Linked DNA regions of Mus musculus: region 1 is linked to region 2. Evidence: chromatin loops called from intact Hi-C (ENCODE). Cell type or tissue: left cerebral cortex. All regions are shown on one strand. Each heading gives the region's core, and the rest is flanking DNA. Links, peaks and the distances in the headings are about the cores only.

Region 1 (5,378 bases), core at 166-5,165, 54 kb before region 2:
TTCTTAGACCTCTACTCAATCCCCCTCACTTTCCTAGCTGAATCCACTTATTCCTGCTGTTCCCTGACAATCCATATGGCACGACTTCCAAGTTCTAACTTCCTAAGACTAATGTCCATGTTATGTACCAGAGAACTGTCAGGATATCCTATGGATTCATAACTTTAAGAGCTGCCAAAGGGCCCCTGGTGTCTATGTTCTAAAGGGTCTGCCCAAGCCTCACCTATAGCTGTACCCAGGTACCACCTGGAGCCTTCACAGTTTTCCTTTCTAGGTGATTCCTCTGGGGGAAAGCTGAGCCACTTTGCATATACCCCAAGGTATGAAAGTAGCTCTGTGTTGGACGGTAGATTCTTCCTATAGGCTTCTATCCAAAGCAGATATTGGGAATAGAGGTGGGGGGGGGGTGGCCTGAGTGTTTTCATGTAATTCTGGCATGAAACTCAAGGGAAGCCAAGAATATACATTCAAATATATGCAGATACATGGGAGACTACAGCATTTTATTTAACTATGTAGTAACTTGACTAATGACTTTCAAATATTTAGATATAAGGAAAAGGACTTCCACTGACACTCTTTAACCAAGCTTTTAAAAATGTAAGCAGAGAACATGGAAACCACAGACTCCCCGCAACCCAAATCAAACTAGTCTTCGTATCCTGACCTGCCTTAGCTTGGTGTTCCTAAAAAGTACAGACAGAAACGTGAAGTAACATAGTTAGTTTGCTTGAGAGATTATCTCAGGGAAACACAGTACCAGATGAGAAAGAGACAGACAAAAAGGAAGAACAGAATGCCAATAAAGAGGTGCTGTGGGGTCCCTGTTTCTGCCAGAACACCTGAAGGGATGAGAATACCTTGGACCACCCAGAGTGTGGAAACAGGAGCATCAAGCCTTCATCCTTCCTCCATTGACTGATGGTTGCACTGATAGTGTTAATTCTTGAACCCAGCATACCCAAAGGCAGAAGGTAAAGAGCAGGACAGTAAGGGTCGGTACGAAGTGAACACAAAGTGTCCTATAAATGTGCAATCCGCTCCAGCCATGGCAAGAAACAGAGAAGGAGAACAAGAAGACGGGACAGAGATGTCAGATGCTCTAGGCTTCTCCTTATCTTTCCTAGCTAAAAATTCCGCAGTGATCCTATTGTCTGTATTTGTTAGTAATCTCACTAATGAGTCTGTCTCCCAAGGAGAGGAGGCTGCAGCCACTCTCACTTCTGTCCCCTAGGCCATCAGTCACAAAACTTCACAAAGTGACCTCTACAATGTTTCTCAGCTGAAGCCCTTCCTCTGCATTCCCCTCCCTTTGACTTGGCATAATCAGTTGTCAGTCCAATTGAAGGAGCTTATTCCCGGTCAATATTATCGAAAGACCACATGATGATGCCTCCTGAAGGCAGCATTAGCTGACTCATACACAGCATCCCTTTGATCCATCTTTCCCATCTACAGTCTCATCCATGTACCATTCATTACCTACCCCTGTTACTACAATGTCAAGTCAAAACTCCATACTTAACTTACAGCACCCTTCCCTCCCTTTCCAAACTTCCCTTACCCCAAATCTGTCTCATACACACATGCACATGTAAACAAACATACACACACACACACACATTCCTCCAGCCATACCTAACTTCTCACCATTCTCCAAACTCGACATATGCTTACACACCTAGGTGCTATTTATCAACTTACAAATCACCTCTGTGACGTCATCCTCTCACTCCTACACGTCAATAAATCCTGATCTAACCAAAATGCCACCTTCTCTGACTCCTCCAAGATGATTCAGTGCTATTCCCAATGGAGCGCTCGTATCATGGTATAATTATGTACTTAGATGACTCTTTCCATCTTTGGGAGTTCTTCCTGGCCAGGACTAATGTTTTATTCATCTTTGTATTCTTGGTAACCAGCCAGTGGTGAGCACAAAACAAAGTGACAGGGTTGTCAGATAAATGCAAGAATGAAAAATGCTGAGTCAAACCAGAACAACTGGCACACATGCTCCCTTACATCTGTCTCATTTAAGAAGCACTCGAACCAAGACACTAGCAAGGAGAATTCCAAAGGCCAACACAACTGAAAGAGTCTAATACCCATGCATCCTTTTGAGGTGAATTGGGTTGAAAATGAGCTAAGTCACTGGAGTTCCTTGTGAAAATACCAGAGGTGTTAATGTGGTATTTAGCACATGAACAACAAGTAATAGCACAGAATGAACTGGAATAGGCAGGCCTAATGCTATGAAAATTGTCTGGTACAAGCTATATTTAGGAGGAAAGAAACCAGCAGAATGTTCGGTATCAATTCAGTCTCATTTTATCCCTTTAACAGTATATGCATTTTTACAGTATTTATTTAAAACTTTGTTCCACAGAACATCCCATAATTCATATCGGTTAATGTAAAACAGCTAGCTAAGTTTCTGTGTGTGTGATAGTCAGTTTTTTATTAGTGTTAAGACAGTATGTAGGGAGGTTAGGTAGGACTGCTTTCTACTCTCACAGGGGACAAGTTTGGTTCCTAGTACCTGCATAGCAGCTATAACTACAGTTCCAGGGTATCTGACGCCCTCTTCTGGCCTCTAATGGTACTAGAAAACACATGGCAGACATTACACACACATGCACACGAGTACACGCACACACCTTTAAAAGAAAACAAGTGGAGCATTAAGTACCCTATGCTCACTTGTGGGTGTTAGTGTAAGGTTTGTAGGTATGAAGGGAATTTATGGGTATGAGGGTGAGTGTGTTTGTGGGTATGAAGCAAATGTGTCTGTGGGTGTAAGTGTAAGGTTTGTAGGTGTGAAGGGTATTTGTGGGTGTGAGGGTAAGGCTTGTGGTGTGAGTGTAAGGTTTGCAGGTGTGAAGGGTGTTTGTGCGTGTGAGGTGAGGGTGTTTGTGGGCGTGGGGTGAGGGTGTTTGTGGGTGTGAGGGTGAGGGTGTTTGTGGGTGTGTGTGTTAGTGTATTTGCAGAAAGGATTTACTGATGGTGGGAAGTGTTTCCCTGAGTGTGGGCAGCCCTGTTGCGTCGCCTGGATCCATAACTGAATGAAAAGAGGAGCAGAAAGCAGAGTGTTGACACTCCCCTTCTTTACATCCTGGTCTCTGGAAGTGTAAGTTTTCACTGTGCCTGCTACCACATGTCTCCACACTACTATGCCTCTCCTGCCATGAGAGATTGTAGCCCCGAAAACCACAAGCCAGAATAAACCCTTCCTCCCTTAAGTTGTTTCTTGTCAGGCAGATGGTCAGAGTGATGAAAAAACTAACAGATACAAAAAAAAAAATGTAGAAAGTATTGACATTACAAATGCAGAAAGAAGAGCTAACCAAGGGATAGTCTCAACTCAAGACCAAGGACCAGGACATTGCAAAGCCCAGCCACCAGGCAAACAACTGCCACTCAGAAAATTCCTGCCAATAGCCAAGATGCATAGCTACAGAGCAGCGTGTGAGAAATCAAGGGTATCTACTAATAAAGCAGAGACCAAGCAACGCAGTGAACAAGCAGGACATCTTTACAACACCATGTTCCAGCTTCCCAGAGGAAGAAATCCCTCGCTAACCATTATATAACAATTAACAACAGAAAACAGGGGCCCTTTTTAATCTGTAAATCTCCCTGCGGTTCTGTTTGTTCTGAGTACTAGGTTTCTTTTAAATAATATGCAAAATAGATGCAAAGAGAATCTGTGAAACCCAATTTGTGGGAAGACTTTCCCTGCCCCTGACAAAGTCCAAGCGATCATTGTATGGCGTGCAAACCTAAAACAATAGCCTCCCTATACATCTACTTTATCTGCTCTTTATTCCTCGGCTATGCTTCTGGTGTGAATGTAGGAAGAAACACAGCTGACTCCAGCCTCAGAAAACCAGAGTTTCGTTTTTTGATGACATTACTCATGTGAGCCATGGGTGATAGAAATGTCAATGGTGTCTCAATCTTCCAGTACAGGATACTAGACACCCATTTCCCAAATTGGTTTCAAATTGGTTTCTTCCCCTAAAGAGGAAACTTGCAGGTCTTCCAAGATAAGCCTGGTGGGTTAGTTGACACACGATTCTTCATCTTAGTGACTGCCCACTGACTCATGGGCACAGCATTTAAAATTAAAGTCAGACCTCAGAGGAAGCAAAGAGGACTCCGTGTGTGTGTGTGTGGGGGGGTAATGTCCAGCTCTTCCTCCCCACGGAAGTCAGTCAAGAATGAGGGGGAACTAGACAGACAGGCATGCCAAAGGCTGTGGAGAGATACAGTTCACCAGGTGGCCCCATCTGCTCAGTGGCAGATAGGAGACAGGACAAGTCTTCACAGAACAATAAGAGATATAAGAAAGCTCTAAATTCAAAAGTCTGAGTGTAAGGGCCATTAAATATAGAAAGGGATGACTAAGAAAGACAGAATGATCCTGGGCACATTCCCAAAATAGAAGTGGTATTCAGCAGGCTGGAACTGCGAGGTTGTTACCTGGCTAAAGAAACATCAGGGGAAACATCTAGTGTAAGCTTTTGTCTACAAGGTGGGTCAGACAAATTGTAACTATTTCACAAGCTCTGTCTGAGTACCGCTTCAACTTCTGGCACTTCCTCTCACTCCTCCAGTCCCCAGGACACAGACGCACTTGTTACATTGTTGCCGTATTTTTATTCTGATTACTTAGGGATGCTTCCTGGAACAGGGTGTCTAGAGAAGCATTAAGCAAGCAGAGTGGAACTCTGCCTCTTCTTTTTCCATTCTAAAAATTATGCCCTGGAGACATAGAGTACTCAACAGCTAACAATTCCATACCTGAACTGCAGTGCAGTCTATCTTTGTAGAAATCATATTGATAAACAGGATATCTGCCTGAACAAGGGAACTGGAGAGCGCTGGCCACATTACATAATGGTCCCAAATCCCAGATTTCTGGATTAGTGCTCTAATACTACATAACAGATTGCCACAAACTGAGGCTCACAAATCACCCTATACTCATTATGTCTGTTTTCATGGGCAGGCTTAGTGGAGACTTCTTCGGGGCTCACAGCCAAGGCATCATCTGGTCTGTCCTCTCATCAAAGGATCCACTAGGGAAGATCTACTTTCCAACTTCACTCCCACTGTTGACAGAATTCATTTTCTTACAGTTGTTTGACTATAGCTATCCTCAGATCAGCTGCCTGCAGCTCTTCAGCACATGGGGCTCTCTCTTCCGATGGTAACCAGGCTTTATCATACTCAGACTCCAAGATCAGTGGTAACTGGGTGCCTTTGAGGTGGAATGGCCATACGACAAGTGAGTTTCCCTAATATAACTGCACATATCATAAAAGGAGAGGATCTGGTGTGCTAAAGTGTAATCTTAGGAAATGTCCCAATTA
Region 2 (5,378 bases), core at 167-5,166:
GAGCCCCACCTAGCTGCAGGGACTCATTTAAGTCAACAAGGACCACCCCTACACTTAGTAGCCCGGAGATTGAGTAAATAGCACTGCTAGGGGGAGTGGGGTTTATTTTAGGGACCAAAAGACTGTTGAATGAGGCAGCTTCTCCTTTTTTTCTTTTTCTTTTTCTTTCTTTCTTCTTCTTCTTTTTTTTAACCCCAAACACAAGACAAAGACAAATAAAACTCTCCATCCTACCCTTTAGCGAAGCCTCATTAAGGTCGCGGGTCAGCTGGTAAATAAAAGCGAGGTCTTCTGGGCATTTTTCTACTTAATGGACAAATTACAAGGCTCAAAAAAAAAAAAAAACCCAATAATTCATTCCTGGAAAAAAAAAATGGCAATGTGTGACAGAACTTCTGTGAGCTTATCAGATTGAAAAGGGCACTTTGTGTTTGTCTCTCTATTCAGTCTGCTCACTTCACTTGAGGCTGCCCTGGCTTTAGAACCCCAGATGCCTGAAGGATTTTCAGGGACAGAGACGGAAGAAACAATCTTAATTCTGATTAGTGGTCATATTTATGTTTGTTATTTAACCCTTTTAGAGTAATTGAGACAGAGTTTCTGAGTGTCCCTGGGCTGGCCTCAAACTCATTGCGTAGCTAAGAATAACCCTTGAACTCTCAACCCACTTTCCCAAGTGCTAAGATTGTTGGTGTGTACCACCACACAGCATTTGACATTTGGATTGTTAATATTTGCTAAGACCACTGCCTGCTCATGACCAAGCTGAAAGGCAGAAAGGAACAGGATTACTTGATTTCTAGAGCACTCACCAGGTCTCTGTGTGAGGGGCACTGCTAGTGTGTGGCCTGTGCTCTAGCCCAGGTACCTCGTCTGTGGGGCTTTTTGCTGTGCTGGCCAGTCGTGTCTACAAGGCTAAAGAGAATGAATGAAGCTGAGAGGATCTCAGCTGTCAGAGAGGCTGTCTATACAAAAGCAAAATGGAGACCAGAATGGCCGTCAGATGAAACCCCAGGATAAGAAAGGAAGTTATTGTGTACAGCAACCTGCTGGTGGTCAGACTATGCCCTAGTAAATAAGGAAACACTGGGGCACCATTCTTGAAGTGGACTACCCATTGCTTGATCTGTGTGTGTAAGAAGAGAGGAGAGAGAGAGAGAGAGATGTGCTGGGATTATGCTTCAGGTAGGGCATTCTCCTCTTCCATCTTGTGTTCATTTGCTTCCTGACTGATGGTGTGTGTGTGTGTGTGGTGTGTGCAGAAAAAAAAAAAATCATATATTCCAAGCCCCAAAGAAAAAATATCCTAATAGAAGTATAAGCCAAGCCCCAGGTAACAATCACCATGGAGACACTGGAGTAGCACATGAGCCGCAATGATGCTTACCACGCACAACCATGACTCTGACTGACCATCCTGTTTCCATGGCATGCTTAAAGAGTGAATGATGGACGGGGTACACTCCTCACTGACGTAAAACATGATTCATGTTAGCCAGAACCAACCAACCCCAAACTTGGAAAGAATGAGTCCCCCACCTGAGTGCCTGCTCTCCTCTGGGTCATTTCAGGAAACATTTGAGGCATGTTTGTGCTCTCAAAAATGTTCCCGAACCTTCCCTTCAAACTTCTCAACGTCTTCCTTGCCCAGGAACCACCTTGTGCTCACTACTTCTACTTCTCGTTTGGAATTATACAAAACAAACAAAACAGAGGATCGGACTTCATTCGCTCCTTCATTGAATGTATTTGCCTAGCATAAGTATTGTTAAGGACCTGCTCTGAACACAGAACCTTTCCCATACTTCTAAACAAAACAAAACAAACAAACAACCCCCCCCCCCCCAAAGAGATCATGATGCTCAAGGCAGCACACGCCTGAACTCCAGCACTTGGGAGGTAGAGGCAGGCCGATCCGGAATATACCACCATTCTTGGCCACAGAGGGAAATTCAAGAACCAAGTCTCAGAAACACAACAAACAAAGCAAAGCTACAACAAAAGAATCCTGTTCTCTAGGAAGCACCTGCTGGGGAAGAGACAGACTTAACTCCTAGAGGAAAGAAAGCACTATAAAATCAACTAGAGAACTCAATGAAATCTTTTTATATGGGTGTTACTGGGCCTTCAGTTCACACACTTGCCCCATGGGTATATATATAAGGTGCCCACCTCCAATTTAGAAGGAATTCCATCCTTCTTCACGGAATCAGTTCCTGAGCCTTAAGATTTTCCCCGGTAACAAATGAGAACCGCTGTACCCAGAGCGGCTTTGTGAGTTGCCCAGTCACCCACTTTTCTCCAGGGGGGAAGGAAGAAACTCAAGAGTCTCAAAATAGCCCGGTCCTAGTCCTTCAACAAGTGCAGGTTACATCACTTTACAGGGCTGGTTGTGACATCACTTCTAGACCTGAACGCGGCCCACCCCACCACTGAGAAAATGGAAAATGCTGAGCCGCAGCCTCAGGACTTTTTCATCTAGAGGCAATTTCTGTCTGCCTAAACCTGACTGCAGGGCAGGTGGGTGCAGAGCCCAGCAAAGAAGCCTTTGAAAGCAGGAACCCAGGCTCTGCAGGTCAGCTTGGAGCAAGTCCAAACTGGGTTCTAGCCCGCACACACCCCCGCCCCCTGGTGACAAGCAATCTGTTTATGGGGACACTTTTGTGAGGTTACAGAATCTCTGCAAGAGAGGGAGCGGGTTCTGGCCTGGTTTCTAGGTAACCCGCCACACCAAGGTGCACAAACACGATCGGACAGAGAAGAGGGGTAAAAAGAGAAGCTGGACGGCCAGGGCCCCCTCCCGGGCCGCCGTGAAACGCGCTTTAATTGCTTCAAAGAGCCCTTCTCAATGGGGTTTCAGAGGCGCGGGAGCGGGTCCCCAGCGAGGGCTCCTTTCCGGCTGGCCAGCATTCCTGGGCGCTGCGAGGGGAGAGCCCGCGGCTCATTTCCATGCCTGTCGCATACTGCCTCCGTTGTGCCGGGCCGGGCCGCGAGGGGAGCGCGGCTGGCAGCGAACAAAGCCCCATTCATCCCCGGGGACGGCTTCCTCCCGGACCAGCCGCGGCCGCAGATGGGCTGGCTCGGGCACGCCATCCATCTCCAGGCCGGGGAGCGCGGCCCCGCCCGCGCACAGAGCGGTGATGCAGGGCGCCCCCGGGCTGCCGGACCCAGGCCTCCACGGAGGGGGAGAGGCTGTGCGGGGACAGGCGAACACTGAGGCTTTTCAGTCGGGAAATCCCGTGTCCTCGCCGGCTCCTTGAGAGCGAGGATGTCAGTTTCCACCGCCCTCTTCCCCACTCCGGCCCCCCGGGATGGTACGGTCCGTCTTCCCTGGTTGTGAAGGGACTTTGTTTCTCCTCTGTGGCCTCTGCAGTCCCCACGAAAGGGTCACTTCCTGACTTTTGTGTCTCTTCAATTCAGTGCCTTCAAAGTTCCTCCCCTCTGGTTGTGACTAAGTACATAATTGCGAGGCTTATCCATAAGGTTTTCCAGAATTCAAACATCCCTCCAGGTTAGTCTGGGACTGTAGCTTTGCAATAAACATCTTTTGTGTGTGTGTGTGTGTGTGTGTGTGTGTGTGTGGTTTTTTTTTTTTTTTTTTTTTGTCTTGTTTTGTTTCCTTTCCCTCTCCCCTGCTGGCCTGCGGGGAAACGCACTTGTTCCACAACTGTTTGCAGACTCCATGCGCTTTTCCTTTGGTCCCACGTGTTAGACCCCCCCACCAAAGAAAGCTACAGAACTCTAACGTCAAACAGAAGTGAGGCTAGGTCACTTTTCCTTCACTCTGAGGAAGCCCCTCCAGGCTGAGTTTCACAGCCCAAGACAGAAACAGGCTCCAGACACATTCCTCCCGGGCGGATGCAACAGGGCATGGCAGGATCAAACAGCCACCAGACACTGGAGAGACTGGCTCCAATCTATCCATCTTCCAGATAAGAAACGATAAGATCTGAGAGGGGAAAGGATTTGTTCACCTCAGGCGGAAGCTGGTTCATCTCAGTAAAAGACAAAAACAAAACAAAACAAAACTCAAAAAACACAACAATTAAAAAAAAAAACCTTCAAGAAAAATTATTATTCACCAAGTCAATTTGCTTTTCTGCTTATACTAAAAGAGAGCTCTCCTCCAGTGCAAGGGAATTGCTCCTATGTTTCTTTTACTTCCTGCATTTTGAACACCACTGGCCTCTCTCCAAAACAGACCTCTTTCCTCTCGAGGGGAATGAAAACCTTCAAAATGTTCACAAGCAGATAGAGTGACTCTGCACTCGTTATTTCTGAAGGTATGGGGGTGGGGAGAGAAAATTCCAAGTGCTTTACACAGGGCCTCCCTAATTCCTCACAGTAGGCTCTGAACTGGATTCTATAGCTTCCTCCCTTTCACTGAAAAAAAAGGAAACAAAGCTGAGAGAGACTGAGATTAACATTTTCACATTTTCAGGGTCACACATAGGTTAAATGGCCAAAACTGACTCTGAGCTCTTCCAGGCAGAGACGTTGTTTACACAGCCACAGGGCAACAAACCCGGGTACCGGGAGGCTCTGGGCGGATACCAGGTTGCCGGTGAGAGAACACCTCATCCTACCCAGAGGGGTGAGCTGACAGAGGACTTGATTTACCCGGGAATGCTTCTTCCGGAATGCAAAGTGCTAAATTAATTACCACTCCCTAGGCTGCCTTAGCATTTTCTCTTCCAAGGAATGCTCTGGAAATAATAGTTCCTTGGTTTTCTGTCAGGGAAACCTTGAGTTCAAAGTTCAGGCCTACCATTTCCAAGATGGGAGAGGTTTGAAAAGTTATTTGACTCCTCATCTATTAATCAGAGGAAATAAAAGCCATTTTTGTTCTTGTGAGGATTTAAATGAGCCAGCCCATGTAAATGCTTACCTCCACGTTTTCTTCATTATCATTTATATCAAGTCAGGTAGACAGCATTAAGCTTAATTTAAAGCAAGATTTTCTTTATAACAAAGAGTTACTGCTCACCCATATATATATATATATATATATATATATATATATATATATATGTATATATATATATCCTGTATTCTCTGGAAACTCTACATGGTGTCTCTTCATTCATCCCACAGTGGTTGCCTCAAATGTCGCCAGTCATCATGGCAGAAGGGACAAGAGAACACTGGAAAGTAATTAGAGCAGTAATGAGTGGTCAGATGGAAATACAGAATGACGTCACCCCTCAAAGCTCTTAAGAACCAATTCATGCCCCAGTCACTAACCCCAATGACTATAAAGCCAGGACCTGTATGTAATCCTGCTTTGTCCCCAGTCTGGGGAACACCAGAGGGTTAGGGTTAGGTCTGAAAACGCCTGTAACCAGCATTAATGAGGACCATCAAATAACACAGCTTTC

What was found. Hi-C counts contacts between places; a loop is a spot of excess contacts. Peaks named below come from ENCODE experiments on the same cell type or tissue, not always from the same donor. Only the 100,000 strongest peaks of a DNase experiment are listed, where the experiment ranks them.
Region 1: a loop joins it to region 2, with 4 times the contacts of the local background. A loop is called at or near these places in 9 of 42 quality-filtered maps.

The regions. Positions count from the first base shown.
Region 1 is chr2:116,918,789-116,924,166 of GRCm38, forward strand. No RefSeq gene overlaps it. Among named protein-coding and RNA genes, the nearest start is that of Gm46758, 4.7 kb to the left of the region's middle. In left cerebral cortex, for the core only: a CTCF peak has its summit at 2,606 (motif pointing left); DNase peaks (open chromatin) are centred at 1,948, 3,142, 3,353, 4,163 and 2 more places; H3K27ac peaks cover 2,757 bases.
Region 2 is chr2:116,972,785-116,978,162 of GRCm38, forward strand. No RefSeq gene overlaps it. Among named protein-coding and RNA genes, the nearest start is that of Gm46758, 59 kb to the left of the region's middle. In left cerebral cortex, for the core only: CTCF peaks have their summits at 2,999 and 3,662; DNase peaks (open chromatin) are centred at 2,436, 2,576, 3,123, 3,717 and 1 more place; H3K4me3 peaks cover 1,447 bases; H3K27ac peaks cover 2,972 bases.